Regions from separate parts of the Mus musculus genome. Here region 1 is linked to region 2. The links are chromatin contacts, found by Hi-C in ENCODE. All regions are on one chromosome and are shown on one strand. The core of a region is the stretch at or near the end of the contact, and the rest is flanking DNA. Distances in the headings are between cores, read along the strand shown.

Evidence for each region. Hi-C counts contacts between places; a loop is a spot of excess contacts on that map.
Region 1: a loop to region 2 is called in a map of left cerebral cortex, with 6 times the contacts of the local background. The contact joins the promoter of Sgpp1 here to the promoter of Ppm1a in region 2. A Hi-C loop is called at or near these places in 2 of 37 maps with a recorded cell type or tissue (left cerebral cortex and v-Abl transformed pro-B cells).

What each region holds. Positions count from the first base shown.
Region 1 is chr12:75,734,298-75,737,511 of GRCm38, forward strand. Sgpp1 (sphingosine-1-phosphate phosphatase 1) reads right to left here and starts at 1,432. Exons shown (of 3, transcript NM_030750.3): 1 at 616-1,432. The coding sequence starts at 1,266.
Region 2 is chr12:72,759,472-72,762,798 of GRCm38, forward strand. It overlaps Ppm1a (protein phosphatase 1A, magnesium dependent, alpha isoform), which reads left to right and starts at 1,740. Exons shown (of 6, transcript NM_008910.3): 1 at 1,740-2,160.

The sequences.
Region 1 (3,214 bases), core at 182-2,681, 3.0 Mb after region 2:
TAACTGCAGGGTTACAGTTACCGCCATAGTAACAGTGTAGCAACTAACAACTGGTTCTCCAGACCAGAGACAGAAGTGAAGTGTCTTAACAGACCTGCAGTCAATCCTTTACGACGAACTCATCTAGATTCTGTTCCTTTACCTTTCGGCTTTTTTTCTTAACTGTCATTACTTTAGTGCTTGGAATGTGCCTGTGCCGAAATTATACTACTGTTTTGAAAACACTCTTTAATTTTACATTGTAAACACCATGTATTGCAGTGAAACCGGGTCTCAGTTACCAAGTGTTTCATTTTAAGTACACTGAATCACCACTGTGCATCAGACGAACTAAGTTTAAAAACTCAGTCTAAGCTCAAGGATTCAATGCACGAAAAGTGTTTCCTTGGGGGGTGGGGGTCTAAGAAACTATACCCAACTGTATTAAAATACAGTTTAGTGTTTAAGAACCGTCATCAGTTAATTTTCTAGAACTCTGACAGGACCTGCGTGGGTACTGTGAGAACCTGTGGGTTGGGGTTTTGGACGGGAAGAGGCAAATTTTTAAAAAAAGGGGAAAAAGAAAGTTCAGAAAGCACTGGAAACTCGACCGTGGAGCTGAGGGGCACAGCGTACCTGCCAGCGGCCATAGGTGAGCAGGAACATGGCGATGGGGATGGCGGTGCCTGACATGGCATGCGTGGAGGGCATGCTGTATTCCGAGTTGTAGAAGACCTCCAGCTTGATGACAGGCGGCGAGGCCGGCCGTGGCCAGCGGATGATGTCCTTGGTGCACTGGCCCAGGTACATGACCAGCACCCAGATGATCACCAGCCTCCGGCCCACAAAGGGGTCGAGATTCCAGATCCAGAAGGGGAAGAATAAGATGTAGAAGAGCTCGTTGCCCAGTTCCGTGCCTAAGCAGAACAGGTAGTAGAGCGGCAAGTTGCTCACTTTGACCAGCTCGCCCTCCTCGCCCGTCAACGAGTTGCGGCGCTGCGAGCCCGCGCGGCGGGGCCCGGTCGGGCCCGGCTCGGCCGCCAGCCCGTTGCGCACGCCGTTCGGGGCACCGCAGCAGTCCGCCTTGGCGGGGCTGTCCTCAGCGCCCGGCTGCCGTCCCCGTCGCCGGGGTTCTCCCGGGGCTCCGCGAACCTCGGTCTCTGCATCCTCGTCCGCCGCCGGGCTGCTGAGCGGCACCTCCACCCCACACAGACGCTGGAAGCTCGCCACCCGCTGCGGCTCCTGCAGACGGCTGGCCAGCAGAGCCAGCCGCTGCCCCAGGGACATGGTCGCGGGCCACTCGGGAATTGATCCGGCCACGCGCTCCTCGCCAGCCACAGCCGCCACGGTGCCTAGCTCGACTCGCTCGAGGCTGCCGGCGACCGCGCCAACAGGCCGCAGCGGCCGCCGCGCGCGCCCTGCGCCCCGCGCGCCCCTCCCCTGGCGCGCTCACGGAGGCCCGCGCCGCGCGCGCAGCCCGGAGCTGTCGCCGAAGCCCCGCCTCCCGGTGCTCCTGGTTGCTGTGCGAAGAACAGTGCGGGTCTAGGCAGGGCTGGTGACCCAGGAGCTGCCCGCGGCTTTTATTAGCCTGGAATCAATTGGGGCGTGATGAATGGAGGCAAAGTAACCGCCGCGAAACCGGAATCGTCCGACTCACGCCATTAATTAGCAACTAATTTCAGAGCTGTCTCGGATGGTTGATGTCCGGAAAGCCACGTGCCAATTGACCAGCGGTGGCAAGATTAGAAAACCGTAGATAATCCAGGACAGAGCCTGGGTATGTGATCGCTGACACAGCTGTGGTCTGCAAAGGAAAAGCCAGTCACCTACCAAGTAAAATCTGACTGTCACTCATCACATACGTCTCTTAAGCGAATTTAGGTGTAAAATTTCCTTAATAAATTCTAGCACTTAGCAAGATTGCTCAGAACACATAGTTAGTGGGAGAATGTAGCGTGGAGAATTCTGAGGGTATTTTTTGTTTTGTCTTTTATCGTTTTCTTTTTGTGAGTTTCGGGTTTGTTTTTTTGTTTGTTTGTTTTTTTGTTTTTGTTTTTGTTTTGTTGTTGTTGTTTGTTTTGTTTTGTTTTTGTTTTTGAACCAGGGTATATCATTTAGCCGAGATTGGCCTCAGCCTTGCTATGTAGTTAAGGCTAGCCCTGAACTGTTGATCCTTCTGGTGAAGCCCCCCAAGACTCGGGGTTACTGGGGCACCATGCCAGGTTTGAACTTGGAATCTGATAGGCTGAACTAGAATCTTAACAGGATTGTCTTGCAAGTCACAAACTTGACTTTAACTTCTAGATGGATCCGATTTTATTAAAAGATTTCAAAGTTTTAATTCCAGGAAGTTATTTTCAGTCAAGGCAAACGAATGTCTATAATTAAAGACTGAACTACTTCCAAGAAAGAGGCTGGAAAATGCTCCATGCTGGTAAGCCATGAGAAATAGTTTCATTTCCCAAGAAAGATTGCTTCCCAGCTCCTCCTATTCCACTTGCTGCAGTCATAAAGAGGATTGCCTCGAGTCCCTGGCCCTGGAATTGCTGAGGTTGGAAAGGTTGAGGGAGCACAGACGAATCCCAGCGCTTGGAGGCTGACATGGGAAGATTTGGAGTTTGAGGACAGCTGGGGCTTCATAACAAGATACTGTATCAAAATAAGTAAAAGCGTTTACAGCCTAGGAAAGCAGACAAGCATGAGAAAAGGAATACTGGGCCTGAAGAATGGTATACAAAGTAACCATGGTTTGCTATGGGTGTCTCTTCTTAGCCAGCAAGCAGGAAGCTCTGAGTTTGGGCCCAGCAGAACATACACAGAGTAGTGTTATTAGTTGATGTTTCTGAATAATAAAGACCATTATTAGCATTTGGCAAAAATAATCTATAATAAAACATGCTATGCTGGCCAGAAACTTGCTGTGGAGACCAAGTCTGATTTTCAAGTACTGAGCTAACAGGTGTTTGCTACAACTGAGTATTTTGTTTGTCTTGAAACCCCAGACCACCAAATTGTAGGGTTACAGGATGGACATCACACATAATTTTTTATATGTCCCCTCCACCCCTAGGGTCTAACTATGTAACCTGGATACCCTGGAATTTAGCTATATAAACAAGACTGATCCCGAACTTGTAGCATCCTCTCGCCTCTGCCTCAGAAACACTACCCTCTATTTCTATATCCTTAGCACCCAACACAAATATTGAATAATTGAAGGAATAAAAATGAATGT
Region 2 (3,327 bases), core at 490-2,989:
CATCGTGCAGTAACTTGTTTTAAGTATTAATAGTAGTACTAAGAATTGAGTCAGGTATGGTGGCACATGCTTGTACTATCAGCAATCCAGAGGCAGTCTGGGAGGATCCTTGTATGTTTGAGGCCAGCAAGCACTACATAGAGACCTTGTCTCAAAAACAAAACAAGCACATAACAAAAACCCTAACCAGGGCTGAGGACAGAGCTTAATGGTTGAGGACTTGACATGGTTTTAATCCTCAGCATCCCCACTTAACAAAACCTAAACAACATATTGTATATAATAATAAAACAGCATTTCATTAAAAGATTTCGCACCTAATTTCATTTATTTCTGCACTTGTATAGAAAAGAATTAAGAACTGTATAGTGAATTTTATTTTTACTTTATATACCTGGAGGTGCTACAAATTCATCGTATTCCCAAAATACTGAGTGATTTGGAGGGTCAGTGAAGATAGTGTCTGCTGGGAATTGGCAGTCTCACATGTGGTCCTGCCATTGATGTCAGGTGTAAAAGTGAAGAAAAGGGAATCATCTTCCATAAGTCGTGGTGAAAATATCAGAAATGGTTACCACAACATCCAAAATAGAGAAATAGTTTGCGGGATGACAGCCGGCAAAAGCAGGTTGTATTTGATCTAAGAGTCAAGACAATGGAGTGGTTTATAAGAGACACGAAGTAGCGGGGTGGCAAACTGCAGTAAGCACCAGAGAAAAGGGGAAGGCCTTACTGAAATTAATCTTGTTACTGGTCTGAACTCAATTTGGCTAATAGTTTTAGTATTTTTTTTTTTAAAGCATTAGCCTATTTCAGCGGAATATATGCTTTTTCTTTGTATTATATCAGAATCTCTCTTAAACTTCTATTCCTGCGAATTTGGTTGTAAGGGTTAAGCTGGTGACTGAAAAGCTGGGAAGGCACACCCAACCAATGGGAACTCATACTGGTGATGTACTGCTTTCCAGCTCTGATTCATTGGCTGCCTAGGGTTTGTCATTCTATCCCGGCGTCGGCAAGCAGCGTGGGTCGGGTTTTCTGTGGTCGAGCTAGCTAAACTGGATTTTGGCCGCCTGCACGTGCAGTTACCTTTTGCTCATCTCTAGCTCTCCGTGAAAGCAGCTGTCACGTTTCTGATTATCCTCTAGATTTTGAAAAACCCTCGGTTCCATTAGCCCCACTGGAGGTCTTTGGAGGTGCCCGTTGAGCCCGAATCACGTGACCCCGTAACGTGCACATAAATACAATTCGGAATCCCTGCAGGGACTCGGGGACAACCCGCGAGAAGCTCTAGCTAGGCACGTGTCCCAAGGCGTGAACGGTTTGCACACGCACGTCTGCGGTATGGCCGCGGCACTCGTGTGCGCCTCGTGGGGTCGAAGGGGCAGGCTGAGTCCCCTGTGCCGGGCGCTAACCGAGACTGCACCTGGAGACCGGCGTCCGTAGGCAGGTGTAAGAGTCGGGTGCGGACGACGACGACAGCCGGGTTTGGAGAGGCCCTCTGCGCCCTAGCGCGAAGGCCGCGCGCCTGGCTCGCACCCAGGACGTCCACGCTCCCTAGGGATCGGCCCGCGGCAGCGACCTGAGGAGCAGCGCAGGGCAGTGACGTCACCGCCGCCCCTCCCCCGCCCAAGCCGCAGTTCCGGCCCTCCCACATCCGGGTCTCTCCAGCCCATGGGCCGCGCCGCAGCTGCAGGGCCGGGGGTGGGGGAAACGGCGGCGCGGGGCGGGGCGGGGCCGGGCGAGGGGCAGCGGTGTCGAGAGCGCGCGTGCGCGGGGCCGCGCTAGAGGCGGCGGCGGTGGCGGCGCTAGGGGCGGGAGCGCGCGCAGGAGCTAGAACGCCGTGGTCTCCGCGCCGGCCGGGTCCGCAGCTCGGGATCGGGTGGCTGGGGCGGGGGGAGGGGGGCCCAGGCAGGTGGGGCGGAAAGCGATGAGTCCTCGGCGCCTCCTCCGCCTCCCGCGGGCCCCGCTCTCTGCCTCCCGCTCCGACGCCCGGATGATCTGAGCCGCGAGGGCTCCGAGAGCCGGGGGCCCGGACCCAGCCCGGCTCCTCCCCTCCTCCGCCCGGGCCCGGCCGCCGTCGCGGGACCCCGTGCCCGGCCGCCGTCGCCACCGCCGCCCCGGCCGACCGAGGGACCCGCCCGCCCGCGGCTGCTCCGGGTAAGCGCGGCGCGAGGGCGAGGAAGAGGGCGAGGGCGGGCGGGCGGAGGGCCTGTGCGGCGGCGGCCAGGCCTGGGGCCTGTAAACAAGCCGGGCGTCTGCCCGGGCGATCCCGGGAGGAGACGCGACAACTCCACCCCCTGGGCGGCCTCCTCCCCGAGCCCGCGCCGGGTGGCGAGGGGTTAACACGCGGCGGGGGCGGAGGCGGGGTGTGTGCGGCGGCTGGGAGGGGGCGCGACCCTCGGCCGGGCGGGGCGGACACTGGCGGCCGCGGAACTTTCGGGGAGCCTGCAGCGGGGTCTCCCCTTGAAGCAGATCAGCCCGTGAGTTCACTGGATTTGGAGACTCACCCGCTGGGTTGAAAGTGAGGCCCCCAACTCAGTAGTGATGCCTCCATTTCATTCATTATTCCGGCTTGGAGCAAACCCATTGAAGTAAACTACAGGTTTTGCATCATTTTGGCCTGATATATTGGAGGAAAGTTCTTTATGTTAGAGTTTAGTTTAGGCTTGGCTCCCTTCTGCTTGTAGGTTGTAAACACACTCGGATCCCCTTCTTGAAAGACAGCTGGCTGTGGAGAGCCTTCTGCCAACTGGAGTTTTAGATCTTTTGCAAATTTCATCATCCAAAGTGTTTTTCTCTTTTCTCAAACACTACACGATACTTAGAAATCCACAAAGGTCAGAGTCTAAGCAATCTACGATGCCGCCCCCACCCCAAGTTTCCTGATAGTTGGAATAATGCTCCTGGTATATTTTTAACCGCGCGGTTAGAGTATAAGGAGATTGGCATTGTTTGAGAAGAATAAATGATTTTGACGTTACGAAAATGAGTAGTTTTCCACGGTTCAGAGAAAAAAACAAAAACAATCTTTTTAAACCCTGGCTTTCAGATTTCAAACATGACTACTACTGGATGGAGGAGAAGCCTGCTGAAGAATCATAGAACTTAAATGATTGTTTTCTGGGCCTTAGGATTTTAGGGTTTCTGAGGGCTCACTACATAGTGCTTGGTTCTCACCTCCCTTTAACCTTTTCTGTATTCTGGGCCTTTGCCAAAGATTATTTCTGTAGTTACAGATGAGGAAACTAAGGACCAGAAAGATAGTGAGCACACACCCACATACTTATCTTCAATACCGCCTTTATTGCCTTAATGTCTGCTTGA